Regions from separate parts of the Homo sapiens genome. Here region 1 is linked to region 2. A link is an interaction called in ENCODE POLR2A ChIA-PET data of the cell type or tissue named here. Cell type or tissue: HepG2. All regions are shown on one strand. Links, peaks and the distances in the headings refer to the core of each region. The heading gives the core; the rest is flanking DNA. Region 1 overlaps UNK (unk zinc finger). Region 2 overlaps LLGL2 (LLGL scribble cell polarity complex component 2).

What was found. ChIA-PET counts read pairs that join two places held together with the same protein. Peaks named below come from ENCODE experiments on the same cell type or tissue, not always from the same donor. Only the 100,000 strongest peaks of a DNase experiment are listed, where the experiment ranks them.
Region 1: POLR2A ChIA-PET joins it to region 2 with 12 read pairs; 2 of 35 experiments call an interaction of 5 or more read pairs at or near these places.

Annotation. Positions count from the first base shown.
Region 1 is chr17:75,797,142-75,809,237 of GRCh38, forward strand. All of the region lies in intron 1 of UNK (unk zinc finger), which reads left to right. Among named protein-coding and RNA genes, the nearest start is that of UNK, 18 kb to the left of the region's middle. In HepG2, for the core only: no CTCF peak of the experiment used is centred there; no DNase peak of the experiment used is centred there.
Region 2 is chr17:75,545,616-75,557,711 of GRCh38, forward strand. LLGL2 (LLGL scribble cell polarity complex component 2) reads left to right here. Exons shown (of 26, transcript NM_001031803.2): 3 at 10,431-10,528. Among named protein-coding and RNA genes, the nearest start is that of LLGL2, 26 kb to the left of the region's middle. RefSeq lists enhancers at 6,814-7,394, 11,304-12,096. In HepG2, for the core only: a CTCF peak has its summit at 7,358; DNase peaks (open chromatin) are centred at 3,926, 4,366, 7,456 and 10,247; H3K4me3 peaks cover 826 bases.

The DNA of each region.
Region 1 (12,096 bases), core at 2,769-10,768, 250 kb after region 2:
TAGATTTCAATAAAGAATGTTTAAGATTAGGACTATGTCTTGCTTTTTAAAAAGATCCTATATTCATGTTAAAGCTTGTATATATTTGTTTTTTGTTTTTGTTTTTGTTTTTGAGATGGAGTTTCACTCTGTCCCCCAGGCTGGAGTGCGGTGGCGCAATCTCGGCTCACTACAACCTCTGCCTCCCAGGCTCAAGCAGTTGTCTGCCTCAGCCTCCCAAGCAGCTGGGACTACAGGCATGTGCCACCATACCCAGGTAATTTTTGTATTTTTAGTAGAGATGGGGTTTCCCCATGTTGGCTAGGCTGGTCTCGAACTCCTGACCTCAGGCGATCCGCCCGCCTTGGCTGTCCGAAGTGCTGGGATTACAGGCATGAGCTACCACACCTGGCCTATACTTGTTGAAAAAGATGAAATTCAATTTTTATAAGACTGGCTGTAATAAAATGAACATTAGTAGCTTATTAGGGATATGGGCAGATCTGTCAGATTGCCCTGTCTTTGCCAGCTGCTGTGTGAGGGTCATGAGTAGTGACACTAAGTGGCCAGGAGAGCAGCAGGAGCTGCAGGAACAGGTGTTTCCTCACTGGCCGCTCCATCTTGAAAACTCATGGCCCATTACCCAAGGCTGAGGGGCATCCAGAGTGAGTTATTCCACCGGCTCAATCTCTTGTCCCTTTTGTTGGGCTTACATCTTGCTGTTCACTGCATGTTCCGGGATTCATGAAGTCCTGAGCAAATCTGGTGTTGCAGCGCCATCTCTTTCTGTTGGCTTGTCTTAGTTGTCTGGAGGCCATCATTGTCTTGCCTATATGTCTCTGTACTCAAATCTGTAGGTTTGTCCAAATCAGATTATAAACAAACAAAACATACAGGGTGGACATTCATGCAGACATGCACTCCACAAAAAGATTGACCACAGCTCTTTTTTTTTTTTTTTTTTTTTAAGACAGAGTCTTGCTCTTGTCACCCAGGCTGGAGTGCAATGGCACGATTTCGGCTCACTGCAATCTCCGCCTCCCGGGTTCAAGCGATTCTCCTGCCTCAGCCTCCCGAGTAGCTGGGATTACAGGTGTGTGCCACCACACCCAGCTAATTTTTGTATTTTTTAGTAGAGACGGGGTTTCGCCACGTTGGCCAGGCTGGTCTCGAACTGACCTCAGGTGATCCCCCCACCTCAGCCTCCCAAAGTGTTGGGATTACAGGCAAGAGCCACCACGCCTGGCCTAATTTTTGCATTTTTAATAGAGATAAGGTTTTGCCCTGTTGGCCAGGCTGGTCTTGAACTCCTGACCTCAGGTGATCTACCCACCTTGGCCTCCCAAAGTGCTGGGATTATAGGCATGTGCCACTACACCAAACCACGGTTAATTTTTGTATTTTTAGTAGAGATGGGGTTTTGCCATGTTGACCAGGCTGATCTCGAACTCCTGGCCTCAGGTGATCCACCTGCCTTGGCCTCTGAAAGTGCTGGGATTACAGGCATGAGCCACCATGCCTGGCCGATACCCAGCTTTTGTCAGTAGTCATCATGATACCCATTGGTTGTTGGAGGAAATAGAAACAGGAATTAATCTGTAGTGGCTGTGCATGGTGGCTCATACCTGTAATCCCAGCACTTTGAGAGACTAAAGAGGGTTGCTTGCTGGGCACGGTGGCTCACGCCTGTAATCCCAGCACTTTGGGAGGCTGAGGCAGGCAGATCATGAGGTCAGGAGATCGAGACCATCCTGGCTAACACAGTGAAACCCCGTCTCTACTAAAAATACAAAAAAATTAGCCAGGCGTGGTGGCGGGCGCCTGTAGTCCCAGCTACTCAGAGGCTGAGGCAGGAGAATGGTGCAAACCCAGGAGGCGGAGCTTGCAGTGAGCCGAGATCGGGCCACTGGACTCCAGTCTGGGCGATAGTGCGAGACTCCATCTCAAAAACAAAAAAAAAAAAGAGGGTTGCTGGAGGTCAGGAGTTTGAGAGCAGCCTGGGCAACATGGCGAAACCTCATCTCTACAAAAAAATACAAAAATTAGCTGGGTGGGGTGGCAGGTGCCTGTAGTCCCAACTACTCGGGAGGCTGAGGTGGGAGGATTGCTTGAGCCTGGGAGGCTGCAGTGACCTGTAATTGCACTACTGCACTTCAGCCTGGGTGACAGAATGAGACCCTTTTTCAAAAAAGTTAATCTGTAATGGTCTCTGCACATTCCCAGCACCAATGACAAAAGAGCCAGATGCCAGCAACCGACTCTGTGTGTGAGGCGGAAGATCTCAATTTTAGTGTTCAGGTGAGGAACAAAGCTGAGCAGACGTGATGTGGAAGAGAGAGCTTACTGAGTTAATTGCCAGGAGATGTATCTAAGTCAGAGGTTGGAGTTGCTCCTCTGTGTTTTGCTGGGTTCGTGCAGAGCTGCTTTTGTACCAGGTTTCTACCACTTGGGGTGCTTTTTGCTTTTCTTTTCACTTCCCACATCTCAAGCACCTGCTGTGGGTCAGCTCTGTGCAGGGGTACAAAGATGATCGATGTGGCAGTGTACAAAACAGTCAGAATCCACTGTGGTGGCTGTACCAGCAGTATTCACATAGTGCAGTAGGAACATGGAAGCGGGGGCAGGCAGGGCCAGGGAACCCTCAGGGTGATCTAGACCCAGGGGACAACATGATCAAAAGTATGGAAATGTAAGGCTGTGATGTGATGGGGCATACCAACTGTTTAGCGCAGAGGTCACCTGTAATCCCAGCACTTAGGGAGCAGAGGCCAGAGGATAGCTAGAGCCCAGGAGTTTGAGACCTGCTCAGGCAATACAGCGAGCCCCCTTTCTCCACAAAAAGGGGAAAAAAAAGACAAAAAAACCCAAGTGTAGAGCAGAGGTCAGCAAACCGGCTTGCATGCCAAATCCAGCCTGCTGCCTGCTTTTTTAAGGCCCACAAGGTAAGAATTGTTTTCACTTTCTTTTGAGACAGGTCTCAGTCTATCCTCCTGGCTGGAGTGCAGTGGCACAATCTTGGCTCACTGCAGTCTCGACCTCCCAGGCTCAAAGAATCCTCCTGCCTCAGCCTCCTGAGTAGCTGGGACTATAGGTGTGCACCACCACACCCGGCTAATTCTTGTATTTTTTTGGTAGAGACAGCGTTTTGCCACATTGCCCAGGCTGGTCTCCAATTCCTGAGCTCAAGCGATCCACCCGCCTTGGCCTCTCAGAGTGCTGGGATTACAGGCATGAGCCACTGTGCCCTCCCTTCACATTTTTTCAATGGTTGAAAAGATATTTCGTGATGTGACGATTGTATGAATTTCAAAGAGTCCCTAAATAAAGCTTCCTTTGGGCTGGGCGCGGTGGCTCATGCCTGTAATCCCAGCACTTTGGGAGGCCGAGGCGGGCGGATCATGAGGTCAGGAGATTGAGACCATCCTGGCTAATAAAGTGAAACCCCGCCTCTCCTAAAAATAAAAAAATTAGCTGGGCATGGTGGCGGGCGCCTGTAATCCCAGCTACTCGGGAGGCTGAGGCAGGAGAATGGCATGAACCCAGGAGGCAGAGCTTGCAGTGAGCTGAGATCGCGCCACTGCACTCCAGCCTGGGTGACAGAGCGAGACTCTGTCTCAAAAAATAAAAAATAAATAAAATAACGCTTCCTTTGAACCTGCACTCATTCGTTTCTCTGTTGTCTTGGCTGCTTGTGCACTTCAACTACAGACTCAAGTAGTTGCAACAGGAGACTGACTATATGTGATGCTCATTGCTTCTCATTGCTGCACGTGTCAGCATACCACATTTTTTGTTTTTTTTGAGACGGAGTGTCACTCTGTCGCCCAGGCTGGAGTGCAGTGGCGTGATCTGGGCTCACTGCAAGCTCTGTCTCCCGGGTTCATACCATTCTCCTGCCTCAGCCTCCTGAGTAGCTGGGACTACAGGCGCCAGCCACCACGCCCGGCTAATTTTTTGTATTTTTAGTAGAGACGGGGTTTCACCATGTTAGCCAGGATGGTCTCGATCTCCTGACCTCATGATCCGCCCGCCTCGACCTCCCAAAGTGCTGGGATTACCGGTGTGAGCCACTGCACCCAGCCAGCATACCATGTTTTATACGTTCTTCATCACCAGTGCATACCTCTTATGTCAAAAGAAGAGAGGAAGAGAAAAATGCACTTCAAGTATTTTACTTTTAAGGCTCGGTGGCATGTGGATTATTTGTTAACACATTTGGTGGCAAAGCACCCAATAATAAAGATAGCTGTGACTGGGCATGGTGGCTTATGCTTGTAATCCCAGCACTTTGGGAGACCGAGGCAGGAGGACACCTTGAGCCCAGGAGTCAAGATTGCAATGAGCTGTGATTACACTACTGCACTCCAGCCTGGTAACGGAGTGAGACCCTGTCTCTTTATTTAAATAAAGAAGGAAATATTCCTTTAAAATTTATTTTTCCTTTTTTTTTTGAGATCACTCTGTCGCCCAGGCTGGAGTGAAGTGGCATGATCTCTGCTCATTGCAGCCTCCACCTCCTGGGCTCAAGCGATTCTCCTGCCTCAGCCTCCTGAGTAGCTGGGACTACAGGCGCCCGCCACCACACCTGGCTAATTTGTATTTTTAGTAGAGACGGGGTTTCACCATATTGGCCAGGTTGGTCTTGAACTACTGACCTTGTGATCCACCCGTCTCAGCCTCGCAAAGTGTTGGGATTACAGGTGTGAGCCACTGCACCCGGCTCCCCCCAGCCTTTTTTTTTTTTTTGGAGACAGAGTCTTGCTCTGATGCCCAGGCTGGAGTACAGTGGTGCGCTCAGCTCATTGCAACCTCAACTTCCCTGGTTCAAGTGATTCTTGTGCCTCAGCCACCCAAGTAGTTGGGATTATAGGTGTGAGCCACCACGCCTGGGTAATTTTTTGTATTTTTAGTAGAGATGGGATTCTCCATGTTGGCCAGGCTGGCGTCAAACTCCTGACCCTAAGTGATTTGCCCGCCTTGGCCTCCCAAAGGGCTGGGATTACAGGAGTGAGCCACTGCGCCTGACCTAAAAATTTTTTTCTGACCATTGCTTGCTTTTCTGGGAATCTTGTGATAAGTGCTTTGTCTGATAATGCTGATGGATTTTTTCAGCACAGATGTCTTTTTTTTTTTTTTTTTTTTTTTTTTTTTTTTTTGAGACAGGGTCTCGCTCTGTCACCCAGGCTGGCATGCAGTGGTGCAACCGTAGCTCACTGCAACCTCAAACTCTTGGGTTTAGTGATCCTTTCACTTCAGCCTCCCAAGTAGCTGGGACTACAGGTGCATGCCTGGCTTAGTTTTTTAAAAAAATGTTTTAAAACTGTTTTAGTGATGGGGTCTTGCTATGTTGCCCTCAAACTCCTAGGCTCAGGTGATCCTCCCACCTCCGCCTCCTGTGTTGCTGGGATTACGGGGATGAGCCACTGCATGCAGCTAGGAATATTTCCTTACAGCAGAATTTCTTCACAAGAATTAAAACTACATTTTTGTAGTTTCAGTTGCAGGCTACAACTGAAGCAGGTTTCTGAGTGGCTCATTTGTTAGCTAGGCAAGGAAAGCCATTTACTGATGTTGAGTTAATTAAATTGTGTTTGACTGCAGCAGCTGGAGAAGTGTGTCCAGATAAAACACATTTTTGTTTGAGAGTGTTAGCTTTTCAGCAGGAACAGTGTCTCAAAATGTTGAGGACATTAGGAGCAATGTCAGTAGTCAATTAAAAAAGAAGGCCGGGCACCATGGCCCACACCTGTAATCCCAGCACTTTGAGAGGCCAAGGTGGGCGGATCACGAGGTCAGGAGATTGAGACCACCCTGGCCAACATGGTGAAACCTCGTCTCTACTAAAAATACAAAAATTACAGGCCGGACGCGGTGGCTCACACCTGTAATCCCAGCACTTTGAGAGGCCAAGGTGGGCGGATCACGAGGTCAGGAGATTGAGACCACCCTGGCCAACATGGTGAAACCTCGTCTCTACTAAAAATACAAAAATTACAGGCCGGACGCGGTGGCTCACACCTGTAATCCCAGCACTTTGGGAGGCCAAGGCGGGCACATCATGAGGTCAGGAGATCAAGACCATCGATCTCCCAACACGGTGAAACCCCGTCTCTACTAAAAAATACAAAAAAATTTAGCTGGGCATTGTGGCAGGCACCTGTAGTCCCAGCTACTTGGGAGCCTGAGGCAGAAGAATCACTTGAACCCGGGAGGCGGAGGTTGCAGTGAGCCTAGATCACGCCACTGCATTTCAGCCTGGTGACAGAGCCAGACATCATCAAAAAGAAGGCCGATTTCATGTGGTTTTTCCTGGCTGTCGGTGAGTCCACAGCTAAGAAAACACTAATTCAGTACAACCTAAAGTGTAATCTGCTAGTATCTTTTACAGCTGGTGGTGGTAAAAATATGTGTACAGCGGAAGAATAATTGGACAAATTTACAAAACTTGTGAAAATGTAAGGTGGTTTATTCATTGTGTTATTCATCAGCAGGTACTTTGCAGAAAATATCTTAATTTATCATGTGTTATTGAACTCTTAGCATCAGTAATTTTACTTGGTTTTGTGAATCATCATCAGTTCCATAAGTTTTTGTCAGAAATAGAAGCTGAATATTCTGATGTGCCCTGCCGCGCAGTAGTTTGATGGCTTAGCAGTGGTAGTTTTCTTTCAACTTTTTGAGCTCAGGGCTGAGATTGAAAATTTTCTGAATGAGGAGAATCGCTCCCAACCACTATTGAATGCTGAATGGCTTTGGAAATTAGCTTTTGCTGCAGACTAGGTAATGTTTGTTAATGAATTCAACCTAAAACTCCAAAGTAAAACAGTGCTTATGCAAACCCTATGCTTCAGGGAAGTCATGTTGATGACAGCAAATGTTTAAATCATATGTCATGTTAAACTGCCTTGTATACTTCCTGTGCTGGCAAAAGTGAAAACAAAGGCAAGCTCTCCATTCCTACACACATGTTCCAAATGCAGGCTATAGTTCTATCAGGGATTTTGCATCTCAATGTGAACACAAAGGAAATTTCTCTAATTTGAAATCCACTGGGTGGGCGTGGTGGCTTATGCCTATAATCCCAGCACTTTGGGAGGCAAAGGTGGGTAGATCACTTGAGGTCAGGAGTTCAAGACCAGCCTGGCCAAGATGGGGAAACCCCATCTCTACCAAAAAATACAAAAATTAGCCAGGTGTGGTAGCGCATGCCTGTAATCCCAGCTACTCAGGAGGCTGAGGCAGGGGAATCGCTTGAGTGTGGGAGACAGAGGTTGCAGTGAGCTGAGATCACGCTGCTGCACTCCTGCCTGGGCGACAGAGTGAGACTCCATCTAAAAAATAAAAATAAAAAATCCATTAATCTGCGCAACTGAGTTTATGCCAAATCTTCAACTGGAAGAGATTAAAAGAGAAGTATTAAGATTAATAGAATTCTGGCCAGGCATGGTGGCTCATGCCTGTAATCCCAGCACATTGGGAGGTTGAGGCGGGCGGATCACCTGAGGTCAGGAGTTCAAGACCAGCCTGGGCAAATATGGTGAAACACTGTCTCTACTAAAAAATACAAAAATTAGCCAGGTGTGGTCACGGGCACCTGTAATCCCAGCTACTCGGGAGGCTGAGGCAGGAAGAATCGCTTGAACCTGGGAAGCAGAGGTTGCAGTGAGCCGAGATTGCGCCACTGCACTCCAGCCTGGTCAACAGAGCGAGACTCTGTCTTAAAAAAAAAATTAGTAGAATTCTACAATTGTCATCTAAGAGATGGATATCCTGAATAAAAATTATATTCTTGGCCGGGTGCAGTGGCTCACGCCTGTAATCCCAGCACTTTGGGAGGCTAAGGCGGGTGGATCACGAGGTCAGGAGATCGAGACCACAGTGAAACCCCGTCTCTACTAACAATACAAAAAATTAGCCGGGCGTGGTGGCAGGCGCCTGTAATCCCAGCTACTTGGGAGGCTGAGGCAGGAGAATGGCGTGAACCCAGGAGGCAGAGCTTGCAGTGAGCTGAGATTGCGCCACTGCACTCCAGCCTGGGCACAGAGCGAGACTCCATCTCAAAAAAAAAAAAAAAATATTATATGCTTGAGCCTTGGCAACACAGTGAAACCCCATCTCTACAAAAAATACAAAAATTAGCTGGGCATGGTGGCTGTGGTCCCAGCTACCTGGGAGGCTGAAGTGGGAGGATCGCCTGAGCCCAGGAGGTTGAGGCTGCAGTGAGCTATTGCGCCACTGCACTCCAGCCTGGGTGACAGAGTGAGACTGTCTCAAAAAGGAAAAAAAAAAAAAAAACAAGCCCACATGCTTGTGGAATGTTATCAGCATTTAGCAATACCTATGTATGTGAAAAGACATTTTCAAAGATGAAATACATAAAAATCTCATTACAGGCCAGGTGTGGTGGCTCACACCTGTAATCCCAGCACTTTGGGAGGTCAAAGCAGGGGAGGATTACTTGAGCTCAGGAGTTCATGACCAGCCCGGGTAACATAGCGAGATCTTATCTGTACTAAAAATAAAAAAAATTTAGCTGGGCATGGGGGCACGCGCCTATAGTCCAGCTACTCCAGAGGCTGAGGTGGGAGGATCACTTGAGCTCAGGAGGTTAAGGCTGCAGTGAGCCCTGCTTGAGCCGCTGCACTCCAGCCTGGGCAACAGAGCGAGCCCCTGCCTTATAAAAAGAAAAATGTGTGTGTGTGTGTGTGTGTGTGTGTGTGTGTGTATAATATATATGTATGTATTATAGAATCAGAATTAACAATGAACATTTGTAATCCATTTTGATGAAAGGGATCCCCCAACTTTGCAAATTGTTATCCCCTCAAAAAGAAATCTAAAGTCCGCTGGGCGTGGTGGCTCACGCCTGTAATCCTAGCACTTTGGGAGACTGAGGCGCTTGAACCCCAGGGGCAGAGATTGCAGTGAGCTGAGATCACACCACTTCACTCTATCCTGGGCAAAAAAGCGAGACTCCGTCTCAAAAAAAAAAAAAAAAAGAAATCTAAAGTCTAAAATATTTACCATCTGGTCCTTTACAAGAAGAGTTTGCTGGCCGGGCACAGGGGCTCATGCCTGTAATCCCGGCACTTTGGGAGGCCGAGGCGGGCGGATCGCAAGTTCAGGAGATCAAGACCATCTGGCTAACATGGTGAAACCCCGTCTCTACTAAAAATACAAAAAAAAAAATTAGCCAGGCGTGGTAGCATGCACCTGTAGTCTCAGCTACTTGGGAGGCTGAGGCAGGAGAATTGCTTGAACCTGGGAGGCAGAGGTTGCGGTGAGTGAGCCAAGATCGCACCACTGCACTCTAGCCTGGGCGACAGAGGGAGACTCCGTCTCAAAAAAAAAAAAGCAAGAGTTAAATTTTGGGCCGGGCGCGGTGGCTCACGCCTGTAATCCCAGCACTTTGGGAAGCCGAGGCGGGCGAATCACAAGGTCAGGAGTTCGAGACCAGCCTGGCCAACATGGTGAAACCCTGTCTTTACTAAAAATAGAAAACATTAGCTGGGCGTGGTGGCGGGTGCCTGTAATCCCAGCTACTAGGGAGGCTGAGGCAGGAGAATTGCTTGAACCTGGGAGGCAGAGATTGCAGTGAGCTGAGATTGCGCCACTGCACTCTAGCCCAGGCAACAGTGTGAGACTCCGTCTCAAAAAAATAATAATAATAGTAAGAGTTAAATTCGGGCTCTAGGAAGAGGGTTGAGCACCATGCAGTGTCATCTGGACAGAGAAAGGCCAGAAACAGGGAAGTCAGTTTAGGAAAAGGTCTTAAGTCCCTGACCCAGGGCAGTGGGAATGGAAGTGAAGAGGCTTAACATGGAATCTGTAGCTCACTGTCTGTCCTGATCTGTGAGAGCCCTGCCAGCCAGAGCCTCTGTGGAGTCTCATCTGCACGTGGCACTGTGGACATGTCTGCCCCAAGTCAGCAGGCTCACCAGGTCTAGCCCCTGTCCTCGGGGACCTTTCCTTCTCCAGGACAGACTGTGCCCAGAGGCAGGCTGAACATATCCTAGGTTTCTCCTCCTGCCTCCCTGTGCTTTCATGAGGCACTGACACCAGGCAGGCATGTGTCACTCTTAGAACTACCAGGTTTAGCAAATAAAAATAAAGGATGCCAGCTGGGAATAGTGGCGTATACCTGCAATCCCAGCTACTCTGGAGACTGGGGCAGGAGGATTGCCTGAGGCTGAGAGTTTGAGGCTGTGGTATGCCATGATTGAGCCTGTGAACAGCCACTGCACTCCAGCCTGGGCAACATAACAAGACCCTGTCTCTTAAAAACAAAACAGGATGCCAGTTACGTTGGAAACAGATAATTTATGTATTTATGTATTTATTTATTTATTTTTGAGATGGAGTTTTGCTCTTATTGCCCTGGCTGGAGTGCAATGGCACGATCTTGGCTCACTGCAACCTCCGCCTCCTGGGTTCAGGTACTTCTACCTCAGCCTCCTGAGTAGCTGGGACTACAGGCACACGCCACCACGCCCAGCTAATTTTTGTATTCTTTTAGTGGAGACATGGTTTCACCAGGTTGGCCAGGATGGTCTCGATCTGTTGACCTTGTGATCTGCCCGTCTTAGCCTCCCAAAGTGCTGGGATTACAGGCATGAGCCACCGTGCCCAGCCGTTTTTTTATATTTTTAGTAGAGACCGGGTTTCAGCAGTTTGGCCAGTCTGGTCTTGAACTCCAGACCTCAGGTGATCCGCCCGCCCCAGCTTCCCAAAGTGCTAGGATTACAGGCATGAGCCACCGTGCCTGACCAGAAGCAGATAATTTCTTTAGGATAAGTATGTCCCATGCAATATTTGAGACTTAATTAGGCTAAAATATTATTCATTGCTTATATGAGATTCCAGTTTAACTGGATGTTCCTTCCTTAATCTGCCCATTCTAACCATGCCTCACTCTTCTGTGTTCCTGGCTCGGGGCCCAGCTTCCCTCTTTCAGGAAAGTTCCTTCTCTCCCATTTTCTGTTACCTCCTGAGGTAGTTTCTTTGTGGGTCCAAAAAGTCAGGAAGAGGATGTACCTCCCAGGAGAGGGATGGTCCTACCAGTTTGAGGAATGGGTATCCCAGCTCAGTGCCAGGCGTGGTACCTTTGTGTAGCAGGAGGGCACAGCTTTTTGTCTAACCAGACAGTAAAGGAGAAGAACCTTTGCTTCAAATGCCAAAGGGACCAGAAGAGCATCAGGCCATAGGGAGGCTTCCAGATTTCTGCCTGGGGTCTTCAGGATGTACCTGGAGCCCAGAGATGAGGCCCTTGAAATTTGCAGTTTGCCTCCTGTACCTCACCTCATCCTCCTTTTCTCTTTTCCAGTTCCCTTCCTATTCCACGCACATCCACGAAGGTACTGGGAGCTCTTAGAACCAGACATACTCTGTTTCTAAGCTCATACTGTTTCTGTTCCAAAAACACCTTCAAATTCTTCATCCACTAGTACCTCTCCTCCCCTCTTCCCCCTTCCTCCTTCCTGCATCCCAGCCTGGGTCGAGGATCCCTTTTTTGGATTGACTTCTGTTCCCTTCATGCTTCTTTCTGCAGTCTCCAAGCCTCTGGCACCATCCTTCTCGATGACGTTAGATGTCCTATCCCAAGCCATTTGTTGCTTGCATTTTTAGGCTCGAGAGACTAAAGAGAACTATACTAACTGCCTGTCCTTCTGGGGCCAGGGGCAGGGGAGCCCAGTCTAGGAGACCCCCCAACCTAGACACATGTAGCAAACAAAAACCCAGATGTAAGGGGGTAAGTGGGTCTGGGGCCTTCCACTGGGTGGAATGTGGGAGAAGAGATTTGGGAGTGTCTTGGCTGTTACACATGCAGGGCAGAGGAGAGAGACCAGTGAAGGTTGGGAGGAGGCGGCCAAAAGGAGACAGCTTCATGCCCCCAGGACATAAATAGCCCGGCTGCTGCAGGTACTCACATGAGGTGACACGACTGGGGACAGAACAGGCTGGAGCGGCGGGGGCGGGGGCGGGGGCGGGGGGGCGGGTATCTTCAGAACTTCAGTATGAGATTTTCCCCAAGCACAGATCTAGGTAGTGCTAGGAAATGTCTCTGGGCGGAGGCGGGCAGACAGGACGGTAATTACTGAGTCAGTAGTCCCGAGGGAT
Region 2 (12,096 bases), core at 3,520-11,519:
AGGGAGGCTGCTGGTATCTGGGCCTGATCTGACCCTGCGGCTCCAGGGGTTGTGAGCAAGGGAGTGAATAGTGGTCCCATTTACAATGTAGGAAAGATAAACCTGGAGATGTTTTTACCCTTTGGGCAAGGCAGGTAAGCTCAGAGCAGTTAGGAGACATTGCCCCGACTAAGATAGGTGACAGCCCAGAAGGAAGGGACTGGAAGCCCAGCCAGTGGGGATGGGAACGAGGCATGAATTGAGCAGGGTTTCTCAACTTCAGCACTCACAGATGATATTTGAGGCTGGCTGTGCTGCGGAGGCTGTCCTGTGCGTTGTAGATTATTTAGCAGTGTCCCTAGTCCTACCCACTAGATGCCAGTAGCACATACATACACACACAGCCTGTCAAGATGTGACAACCAAGAATGTTTCCTGAGGGGTAAAATCGCTCCTGGTTTGAGACCCATGGAATAGAGAACTATTCAGGGCTGAGATCTGCTGATGGGGCAGTAAAGAGGGAGGGGATGGGGAGGGGAGGCGGGTGTGCAGGATGACCGTGAAGTCTCTGACCTGGGTAGGTGGTGGTGCCAGGCCTTGGGAGGGGGAGCCCAGGCCAGGAGTGGCGAAGAACAGATTTGAGGAAAAGTAATGTATTTTGATCGTTTTGATTTGGACACAATCGCAACAACAGTGCTCTCCATTTTTGGAGAGGCAGCTTGCCCAGAGGTGAGTGGTGCCGACTGCCCGGCTCGCCAGCTGTGTGACCTTGAGCAGGTCACATGCCTCTGAGATAATGATAATCAGAGCCACTCCATCCATAGAGTTGGTGTGAGGACTACATGAGTTCCTGCACGAATCGAAGGCCACGTCTGGCTGGCGGCTGCAGTGTCCGGCAGCATCGTTCTGTGGTGGGTGTCATGTGGCTTGAGGTTGAGTTGGGGGAGCCTTGGGACAGGCCCAGCAGACAGGCGGAGGGCAGGTCCAGCAGACAGGCGGAGGGCAGGTCCAGCAGACAGGCGGAGGGCAGGTCCAGCAGACAGGCGGAGGGCAGGTCCAGCAGACAGGCGGAGGGCAGGTCCAGCAGACAGGCGGAGGGCAGGTCCAGCAGACAGACGGAGGGCAGGTCCAGCAGACAGGCGGAGGGCAGGTCCAGCAGACAGGCGGAGGGCAGGTCCAGCAGACAGACGGAGGGCAGGTCCAGCAGACAGGCGGAGGGCAGGTCCAGCAGACAGGCGGAGGGCAGGTCCAGCAGACAGGCGGAGGGCAGGTCCAGCGGACGGTGGGATACCCAGGGCTGGAGCCTGGAGCGGCACGTGGGCTGTTGGTGTAGGCGAGGGTCAGGCCCCAGACAGTGTTCATGCTGGCAACTCAGGTCATCTCTTCCAGTGGTCCTGGAAGGCCAGTCTGCTGGGTACTGTGACAGCTGGGACAGTGGCGCCATCACAGCTCGACCCCAGGTGGCTTGTAGACACTGGCTTCTGAACCAGTTCTGGCCTTTTTGTCCAACACCTTTTGGCTCAACTCCTTTATACCCACACCAAGCCCGATGCCTCAAAGAGAGCAAGGACATCGCCCCGGGGGTCCTGAGAGGGAGACGTCTTGTTTCTTTGGCTTCAGTACTTCCAGAGGATCTGTGATTGCGAACAGTCTCTGAACTCTGCCAGGAACTGGCTGTCAGAGCGGTAACTCCAGTTCACCGAGGGCTATGTGCCAGGCATCAGAGGGGCCAGGTAGTGGTTAGGGGCAGGGACTTTGCAGCCACATGACCTGGGTCTAGATGCGGGCTCTGATGCTTCCTCACTGTGTAAGACACAGTGGACGCATTACTTAGCCTCTCTGTTCTTTAGTTTCCTCATCTGTAAAATGGGCATTGTAGGGGAGCAAAAACTGGCTTCCCTCCAGCCTTCTAGGTTCTTTGGCTGGGCTATGAATTAAATTGACGAGAGGCGGGGCGCAGTGGCTCATGCCTGTAATCCCAGCACTTTGGGAGGCTGAGGTGGGTGGATCACTTGAGGTCTGAAGTTAGAGACCAGCCTGGCCAACATGGCGAAACCCCATCTCTACTAAAAATACAAAAATCAGTTGGGTGTGGTGGCACACGCCTGTAGTCTCAGCTACTAGGGAGGCTGGGGCAAGAGAATCAGTTGAACCCTGGAGGCGGAGATTGCAGTGAGCCGAGATCATGCCACTGCACTCTAGCCTGGGTGACAGAGTGAGACCCTGTCTCAAAAAAAAAAAAAATGAGGACTGGGGTGGAATGTGACCAGGTTACAGGAAGGTGAGGGGAGGAAGTGTAGGTGAATGAAGGTTGTCTTGTTATGCAGAGAAGGTCCTGGGTAATAAAAGTTGCCTTGGAGCAGCCTTCTTCCTGATACAGATATGGATTGAGCATACATGATCAGAAAATCTGATATCCGAAATGCTCCAAAATCTGAGTTTTTGAAGTGCCAACATGACACTGAAAGGGAATGCTCACTGGAGCGTTTCAGATTTTGAAAGTTTGGATTTGGGATGCTCGACCGGTAAGTATAATGCAAATATTCCGAAACCCAAAAGATTCTGAAATCTAAAACCCTCTATTCGCAATCATTTTAGATGAGGGATATTCCGCCTGTACTTGACTAATGTAGCTTTCCTTTGTGGATGTAAATTTATTTTACAGAAGGACAATTTTTTTTTTCCTTTTTTTTTTTTTTTTGGACGGAGTTTAGCTCTTGTTGCCCGGGCTGGAGTGCAATGGTACCATCTCAGCTCACTGCAACCTCTGCCTCCCGGGTTCAAGGGATTCTCCAGCCTCAGCCTCCCACATAGCTGGGATTACAGGCATGTGCCACCACGCCCGGCTAAAGGACAGCTTTTCAGAGCTACTCCCATGTCTGCACTTTCTGAGAATAACCAGCTCAAAGTATGCCAAAGAAGTGGCCGGGCGCCGTGTCTCCTGCCTGCAATGCCAGCAGTTTGGGAGGCTGAGGCAGGTAGATCACCTGAGGTCAGGAGTTCGAGATCAGCCTAGCCGGGCATGGTGGCGCACACCTGTAATCCCAGCTACTTGAGAGGCTGAGGCAGGAGAATCACTTGAACCTGGGAGGCGGAGGTTGCAGTGAGCCAAGATCGCGCCATTGCACTCCAGCCTGGGTGACAGAGTGAGATTCTGTCTCAAAAAAAAAAAAAAAGCCAAAGAAGTATACTTTGGGGTAGCCCATTCTGGTCTCCTACAGTGGTATTTTGGGGTGGTATGTCCTGAGTTCCAACAGCATCATAATGATCCCTAAGGGAGTGTAATTGCTTCAAACGGTGCCTGACACAGGTCGACGCCTTACCAGGACTTGCCTTGTTGTGGTGTCACCCTCACAACAACTCAGGATGGGTGTTGCTTCCATTCTGCAGGGGAGGAGACTAAGGCCCCCAGGGCTTGCACAGCTGGAGCTTATCCGGGGCAGGGGCACTGGCTGGGGTGAGGATGTCCTGGTTTCACCTGTGGTCTGGCTGTGTGGCCTTAGAGTGGTGGCTTCACCTCCCTTCACACCTCAGTTACTTCACCAGTGAAGTAACTGTTTGCTATATATGGTGGGCCGTCAAGCCTATTGGAGGGATGGACAGACAGACAAGTCAGCTGCAGCACCAGGACAGGGCCACTGAGGACCAAGGGAAGGAACCATGGGACCTCGGGAGGGAGGAAGTGCTGCTGGAGAAGTCAAGGTAAAACCCGTTCCTAGACAACTGCTCACAGCCAGCTCGCTCCCCTCGGCCAAACCCAGGCACACCCCAAGCAGCCACACCCATCAGGGCAAACAGGCTGCTGTGCTTGCCCGGCTGCCGCAGAAGCACCTGCCTGGGCCTTCCCTGCCCGTGCCCACCCTCCTCTGTCCCCTTAGGCCCTGAACAAACAGTGTGTTCCTGACCCAGCAGCCCCTGCGGAGGGCCAGGTTGTTCTGTATTGGCTTTCGAATGGCTGGGCCCCTGGTGTCAGGTGACAGCAGCCACACAGGGAGGGCCAGGCTGCCGCCACTGCCAGGAATCTGAGCTGGCCACACCCAGCCAGTATCGGGCAGAGTGGCCCGGCCAGGCAGGAGTGCTCCCCCAAGGTGCTGGGCAGCCTCTGAGGGCCTGGTGCCCACCACTGCCTCCTTCCCACCCCCTGAGGAGTGCCAGGGACTCCTCCTCAGGTCCTAGCCCTTGGGCAGGGTCCTCCCTGGCTGCAGGCAGGATGAAGGCCCCACTGTCTCTGACAGCCAGCCTTTGCCCACTCGCTCCCCTTCCGGGACCTGGAAAGGAGTCCCAGAGCCCAGGAGAGACGGGCCTTCTCCCCTACTCCAGGCTAACGTTGCAGTCTGGCGGCTTCTGCAAATCTTTGCTCTCCTTTCCCAACCCCCCTGTCAAAAGAGTTCATTGTTCTCTCCTCCCTTGGCAGAGGTCACCTGAGCCAGGTATCAGATGTGGGCGGGGCCGGGTAGGCTGGATGCCGCGCTTCGGAGGCCCCAGTGGCTGCCAGGCAGCTTTGGTCAGCCTCCTGGTTTGAATCTGAGGAGAGATAGCTAGGGTCCTAGAATAGCTGGGGAGGGCTGGTCTTGGAATTCCTTGACCACCCAGGGGCTATGCCCCGTCCCGCCCTCTGTCCTGAGTGCAGCCGCGATTCAGGGTTGCTGTGTGTACCTTTGCAGGAAGGCAGCCCTGGGGCTGAGCCCAACCTCCTGTGCTCAGGTGGGTACTTCCTTTTAGGGAGGCCATATGCACTCCCTCTAACAGGGACCTGGAACTGTTCCTGAACCCTAAACAAGGGGGGAGTCACCACCTAAGTGATACAGACCTTGTTCAGCAGCAGGGAAGCTAAGCCTTACAAGGCTGGTAGGAGTTGGGGGTGGGATCCAAGGGGGTGGGAAGGGCACCAAAGTAAGGGGCGGGGCAGGCCGGGCGCGGTGGCTTACACCTGTAATCCCAGCACTTTGGGAGGCTGAGGCAGGTGGATCACTTGAGTCCAGGAGTTCGAGACCAGCCTGGGCAACATAGTGACACCTCATCTCTACAAAAAATACAAAAATTAGCCAGCTGTGGTGGCGCATGCCTGTAGTTCTAGCTACTCGGGAGACTCAGGTGGATCACTTGAGCCCGGGAGGAGGAGGTTACAGTGAGCTGAGATCGTACCACTGCACTCCAGCCTGGGCAACAGAGTGAGACCCTGTCTCAAAAAAAAAAAAAAAAAAAAAAAACACACACACACAAACTAGGGGGCAACTGGGGCACAGCCAGAGGTGCCCATGGAGCCTTCGTTCTTTCCCTGACTGGTTTCCTCAGGACACTAGGCCCTGGGTTTCTAGCTTCTCCCTGTCCCTTCTGTTAGCTGCTCTTAGTCCTGTTCCCAAATCCCAATCCCTTCCCTGTTCCCAACAAGATCCCTTGGGCTTCTCATAACTAACCTAGGGCTCCCCTGCCTCTCTGCCCAGCCCGAGCCCCTGTCCTCATAGGACTGCCTGAGGAATCCCCTGGGAGACAGGTCATTTACACATGAAACCATTCTCTTGGCCCTGTCCAGGTAGAGTCGCTGTGAAGGTCACTGCCCTTATTTTGGTTTTAGGGGAGCCCTGGTCCCTCCAGAGTTGCCAACTTGGAGAAGTGCCCAAGGTGATACTATGGAACAATGCGAGCCTCGGAAGGAAGCAGAGGCCTGTGTGTGCTGCAGGGTGGCCTCAGATCCATCATCTCCAATCCAAGGACAGCTCTGCCCAGTGCAGTCACCAGTACCATCCCGTTTATTAGATGAGAAATGAAGCTCAGGGAGGCCCAGCAGCTCATCCACGACCAGATGCCTTGTACGTGGCAGGAAGGGATACAAAGCTTAGTGGGTCTGACTCAGTCCCTGTTCTAAATCAGCCTTTGGAAAAGAAGGTGGGGATGGGGGGGAGGGGTGGCCACGATAACTCCAAGGCTTGAAGGGAATGAGGAATGAATGCGGGTGGTTGAAGGATGGGCCCAACCCTTTGTCTTCCTCTGAGTTAGAGGAAAGATGCTGAGCCGAACAGGAGTAGTGACTCTGGTGAAATGTTAGAAGAACTGCCCGCCCTTGACTTGTGGCCTGAGAGCCTAGCAAAAAGTTACAGGCTGTTTTCTCTGTGGCCTGACGTTCCTGCTGGTGTGCGGAATTGTCGAGGCCAATGGGAATATAATATGAGCCATGTATGTGATTTAAAATTTCCTAGAAGCTGCATTGTATAATTATTTAAACACGTGAAATTAATTTTAATTATATATTCTGGCTGGGTGCGGTGGCTCACGCCTGTAATCCCAGAACTTTGGGAGGTCAAGGCGAGGAGATCACTTGAAGTCAGGAGTTCGAGACCAGCCTGGCCAACATGGTGAAACCCCATCTCTACTAAAAATGCAAAAATTAGCTGGGCGTGGTGGTGCATGCCTGTAGTCCCAGCTACTTGGGAGGCTGAGGCAGGAGAATCATTTGAACCCGGGAGGTGGAGGTTGCAGCGAGCTAAGATCTCACCACTGCACTCCAATTAGGTGACAGAGGGAGACTCTGTCTTTAAAAAAAAAGTCTAGAAGCTGCATTATGAAATTATTTAAACAAGTGAAATTAATTTTAATCCTGTATTCCAGCTGGTCAAGGTGGCTCATACCTGTAATCCCAGCACTCTGGCACTCTGGAAGGCTGAGGCCTGTGGATCACTTGAGGCCAGGAGTTTGAGACCAGCCTAGCCAACTTGGTGAAACCCCGTCTCTACTAAAAATACAAAAACTAGCTGGGCGTGGTGGTGTGTGCCTGTAGTCCCAGCTCCTCAGGAGGCTGAGGCGGGAGGATCACTTGAACCAGGGAGGCGGAGGTTGCAGTGAGCTGTGATCGTGCCACTGCACTCCAGGCGTGACAGGCGTGACCCTATCTCAAAAAAAAATTATATATTCCTTTTAATCCAACATATGCAAAATATTTTGACGTGTGATTAACTACTAATGAGATTTTTTCAGTTTGTGTTTTTGAATGCTCAATTTGTGAAATCTAGGTGTATTTTACACTTACGGCACATCTCAGTTCAGACATTAAATCTTTTTTGGAAGTACTAGATCTGTATTTAGAATTTGGATGATTTACAGTGGAAAAAGGGAATTCGAAGCGTGGCCTGCCTGAGTCCAGCCCCTGTTCTTCTAGAACCCGAGTTGTTCCAGACATACTTGAAGGGTTTCCAAGAACTGACTTAATCCTCATTGGTGACATGAGCCATACTGCAAGTGCTTGGTGGCCCCATGGGGCTCATGGCTACCGTTCTGGGCAGCTCGGAGCATGGGGCCTGCTCCTGGCCAGGCCATTGGGCTCCTGTAGGGCATTTCCACCAGAGTCCTCCAAATTCCAGAGGCTGTTCCCTGAGCTGCCTCTGCTGCTGGGAAAGTGCTGCTGTCCTGGGAGACGGCTCCGGCTGCTGACTTCCTGAGGCCCCAGCAACCTGGGGCTGGCTGAGGTCTGGTGGGGCCCCTGGGGGAGCTTGTCCTGCACATCCTATCCCACTGTCTACTCCCCTTTTCCTGGGAAATGTTTACATTCCAGACACTCAGCTATCTCTATCCAGGGCTTCTCCAGGCTCTGCATTTTTCGCATAGCTGAACAGGGACCTGGGCTGGCCTGGGGGCCGCTGCTGGGCCCTATCTGTCCCCCTGGCTATCCCATTTAGGTATGACCATTTGCAGGGCAGGCCCTGTTCCTAGCAAAGGCCAGGCCTGAGGCACCCCCCGTCTCCCCCGACCTTTTTGTCTCCAGGCATCCCCCAAAATAGGCACTTGTTGGAGCTCTCCTCCCTGCCTGACCCCAGCATGGGATTCCTTGTGAGAGCCATTGGACTAGACTGACTGATGGGGGAGGCAGGTAGCAATTGGGTTTGCTAAGCTATCATTGCTAGATCTCATCAGGGACTTCTCCTTTTCTGCTGCTTTGAGGCCTGGCAGGGCTGCAAAGTAGGAAAGCCCAGGGCCTAAGGAGGCTGCCTCATTGTTGGGACCTTTTTCTGCAAGTCAGAGTCTCTGTGGTTGTTTTTTAAGTCTTTAAAGCAATCAGTTGACATAGCATCGCTTTGTGCTGTTCTCACCTAGCTCTGCAGGGTCACTATCCCCCGGGGTGGGAGGCGGGGGTCAGATTGGGGTAACTGATTAAGAAACTGAACTAAAAACCTTCCTGAAGATGGTTTATCACTCTAAATTTGTAGTGGGTTTATGTTCATACCTTTCTTAACCCACAATTCTATCCCTGGGACATCTGCCCCAGGAAATACTCAAGTGGTGCAGACAAAGATAGGAGTCCAAGAATGCCATCGACATGGTTGTTGGATTGCAAACCCTCTAGCAACAAAGTAAATACTCAACAATAAACCTCTGGTGAATTAGGATATCTACAGGTAAAGAATATTCTTTAGATGTTTTAAAAGTCATTTTAGGCCGGGTATGATGGCTCACACCTGTAATCCCAACACTTTGAGAGGCCAAGGCGGGCAGATCACTTGAGGTCAAGAGTTCAAGACCAGCCTGGCCAACATGGTGAAAGCCCATCTCTACTGAAAATACAAAAATTAGCTGGGCATGGTGGTGGGTGCCTGTAATCCTAGCTCCTGGGGAGACTGAGGCAGGAGAATCACTTGAACCTGGGAGGCAGAGTTTGCAGCGAGCCAAGATCGCACCATTGCACTCCAGGCTGGGTGACAAGAGCAAAACTCCGTCTCAAAAAAAAAAAAAAAAAAGCCATTTTAGGCAGCTTGCAGTGACTCACGCCTGTAATCCCAGCGCTTTGGGAGGCCGAGGCAGGAGGATCGCTTGAGTCTAGAAGGTTAAGACCAGGCTGGACAACATGACGAGTACCTGTCTCTACCAAAAATTAAAAAGTAGCCGGGTGTGGCAGGTGTGGTGGTGCATGCCTGTAGTCCCAGCTACTTGGGAGGCTGAGGTGGAAGGATCACTTGAGCCTGGGAGGCCAAGGCTACAGTGAACCGAAATCATGCCGTAGCACCCAGCCTGGGCAACAGAGTGAGACCCTCAAAAAAGAAAAATTAAAAATTTTTGTCATGCCTGTAATCCCAGCACTTTGGGAGGCCAAGATGGGCGGATCGAGACCATCCTGGCTAACACAGTGAAACCCCGTCTCTACTAAAAATACAAAAAATTAGCCGGGCGTGGTGGCGGGCGCCTGTAGTCCCAGCTACTTGGGAGGCTTAGGCAGGAGAATGGCGTGAACCTGGGAGGCGGAGCTTATAGTGAGCTGAGATCACACCACTGCACTCCAGCCTGGGCGACAGCGCAAGACTCCGTCTCAAAAAAAAAAAAAAATTTTTGGCTGGGTGCGGGTGGCTCACGCTTGTAATCCTAGCACTTTGGGAGGCTGAGGTGGACAGATCATGAGGTCAGGAGATAGAGACACGGTGAAACCTGTCTCTACTAAAAATACAAAAAATTAGCCAGGCATGGTGGTGGGCACCTGTAGTACCAGCTACTCGGAAGGCTGAGGCAGGAGAATGGCATGAACCCGGGAGGCGGAGCTTGCAGTGAGCCGAGATCGCACCACTGCACTCCAGCCTGGGCAACAGAGCGAGATTCCATCTCAAAAAAAAAAAAAATAGACCTGCAAACATTCACAAGTGCAGAAGACTCGAAGGATGTACACTTAGGTTCTAGCAAGGTTACTTCTGGTTGTGGGAGTTTGGGTAATTTTTGTTCTTTTTTTTTTTTTTTTTGAGACGGAGTCTCGCTCTGTCGCCCAGGCTGCTCTGCCTGCCGGGTTCGCACCATTCTCCTGCCTCAGCCTCAGTTTTTGTTCTTAAACATCTTTATACCTCCCAGGTTTTTCACAGTGTGTGTGTGTATTCTGTAATAAATGAAAAAAACACGTATGTGCAACGACACTCCAGGAATTCCCTTTCTGGGAAGATGGTTGGAATTTGGTGACAGTAAGAGTCTGTGAGACCCAGCTGACTGGGGCCTGGAGGGACCTGGAAGAGCCCAGAGCAGGGCAGGGCCTCCGCGGTACTCTAGGCCCCTGGGTGAGCCCGGAGCTGCGGTGCAACCAAGATTTTCTCCCGAGAGACCGGTGTCTCCATTGTTCCAAACTCCCCCTACTTTCCCCACCCCACACCCATAAGGCCCCCATGCCACTGAGGAGGGCTGGGTCCGTCACCCAGGGTGCACGTGGTGGAGGCACCGAGTCAGTTCCTGGAAAGCATTGAGAGGCTGGTATGGTGTCGGGGAAGATCAGCTCGCAGGGGTGGCCATGAGGCCAAGGGCAGAGTCACAAAGGGACAGGGGGTGGGGCCTGGTAAATATGGGTTAGGCTCCAACACTCAGGTGTCTGGGAGGAACCGGAAAGGTACCGAAGCCCTGCTTCCTGCTGGGTCGTCTGGTGCTGCAGCTGCAGCAGCCATGGTGGCGCGAAGGGGACAGGTCTGCAGGCCCACCCCACGTGCTTCTCGTTGCAGACGGTGGAGCATGGCTTCCCGCACCAGCCCAGCGCCCTCGGCTACAGCCCGTCCCTGCGCATCCTGGCCATCGGCACCCGTTCTGGAGCCATCAAGCTGTATCCTCCGTCCCCTCGCTCCCACTCGGGCAGGGCCTTGGGGTGGGTGAGATTTGGGGAGGGACATCTTTTCCTTCCTTGCCCGTGGGCTGTTGGGATAAAATGAGGGACTTTCCTGATTTCCAGTTTTGGACATGATTTTATTCCAAAATGGGGCAGGTATGGTTGATGGTGGAGCAGGCACCTGGGCATGAGTGCATCCCTGGTGGGATGCGACCCTGTCCTTTGCAGGAGGACAGTGAGGTTTGAAATGGACTGAGGAGATACAGGCTTATTTTGTCTCCTGTGTCCTTTCAGGACCCTTCATGTGGTCTGCTCCCTTTACTCAGTTTCCCCTCTCACCTATTCCTGGAGGTTTCAGGAATCCCCCAGTCCCGGGCAGGGGGTGAGGCTGCTGGGGGGCTCAGAGACCTGTTTTGCAGGGGTTGTATTGGTGGATCCAGAGGGAAGGACCTGACGCCCATGTCTCAGCCAGTGATCATTCAGTGAGTGGCTGGCTGGTGCGCCAGTAGCAAGGCCTAGGCCCTTCTGTGCCCCTGCCTCCCTCAGCTCCCCACCTCACCACCAGAAAAGCAAGTTACAGGGACCCCTCTTGTCGCTAGGGATGTTTTTAATTTAAAAAAATTTTTTTCGGCACTTTGGGAGGCTGAGGCGGGCAGATCACTTGAGGTCAGGAGTTCAAGGCCAGCCTGGTCAATGTGGTAAAACCCTGTCTCTACTAAAAATATTTTAAAAGTTATCAGGGCGTGGTGGCACATGCCTGTAATCCCAGCTACTTGGGAGGCTGAGATGGGAGAATCGTTTGAACCTGGGAGGCAGAGGTTGCAGTGAGCCAAGATTGTGCCACTGCACTCCAGCCTGGGCAACAGAGTGAGACTCTGTCTCAAAAACTTTTTTTTTTTTTTTTTTTTTTTTTGTGGAGACAGGGTCTTGTGATCTTGCCCAGCCTGGTCTTGAACTCCTGGGCTCAAGCAACTCTCTCGCCTTGGCCTCTCAAAATGCTAGGGTTACAGGCATGAGTCACTGCACTCCCAGCCTGCAGTTTTGTTTTTTAACCTATCTCGATAAGAATCAGAGGTGGACTGGCCCCAGGGCCCTATCCACAAGCAGAGATGGGGTGGCCTTGGGCCAGGAGAGCAGGGCTCGGCAGCTGTCTTCCAAATTCCACCCCCACTCCCACAGGCGGCAGAGAGTGGAGAGGGCTCTGCCTGGCAGGGACAGTCCTTCCCCGGCCTGAGGCTGGATGTTGTCCAGTTGGGTCATCTTTTATCCAGAGCACTGGTTCTGGCCGACTGGGGGCTCCCAGTGTTTTCAGAGATGAAAAACCGGATCAGGTTGGGCACCCCGCCAGTCTGATCTGTGCTCCCCTCAGGGCAGGGCCCAAGGGAGTTGAGAGATGAGGGACCACCTCCAATAGCTTGGCTGCCACCTCCAGCGGAGCCTGACCTCCCTCTTCCCCTCTGCCCGGTGTGGGGGAGGGGTATGGAGCACTCGAGTTCCAGGCTGGGCTGGTGTACACAGGGGGCCAGGGCCTTGCTGCGGGCTCAGCCTTCCCTCGGCTGGTTAAT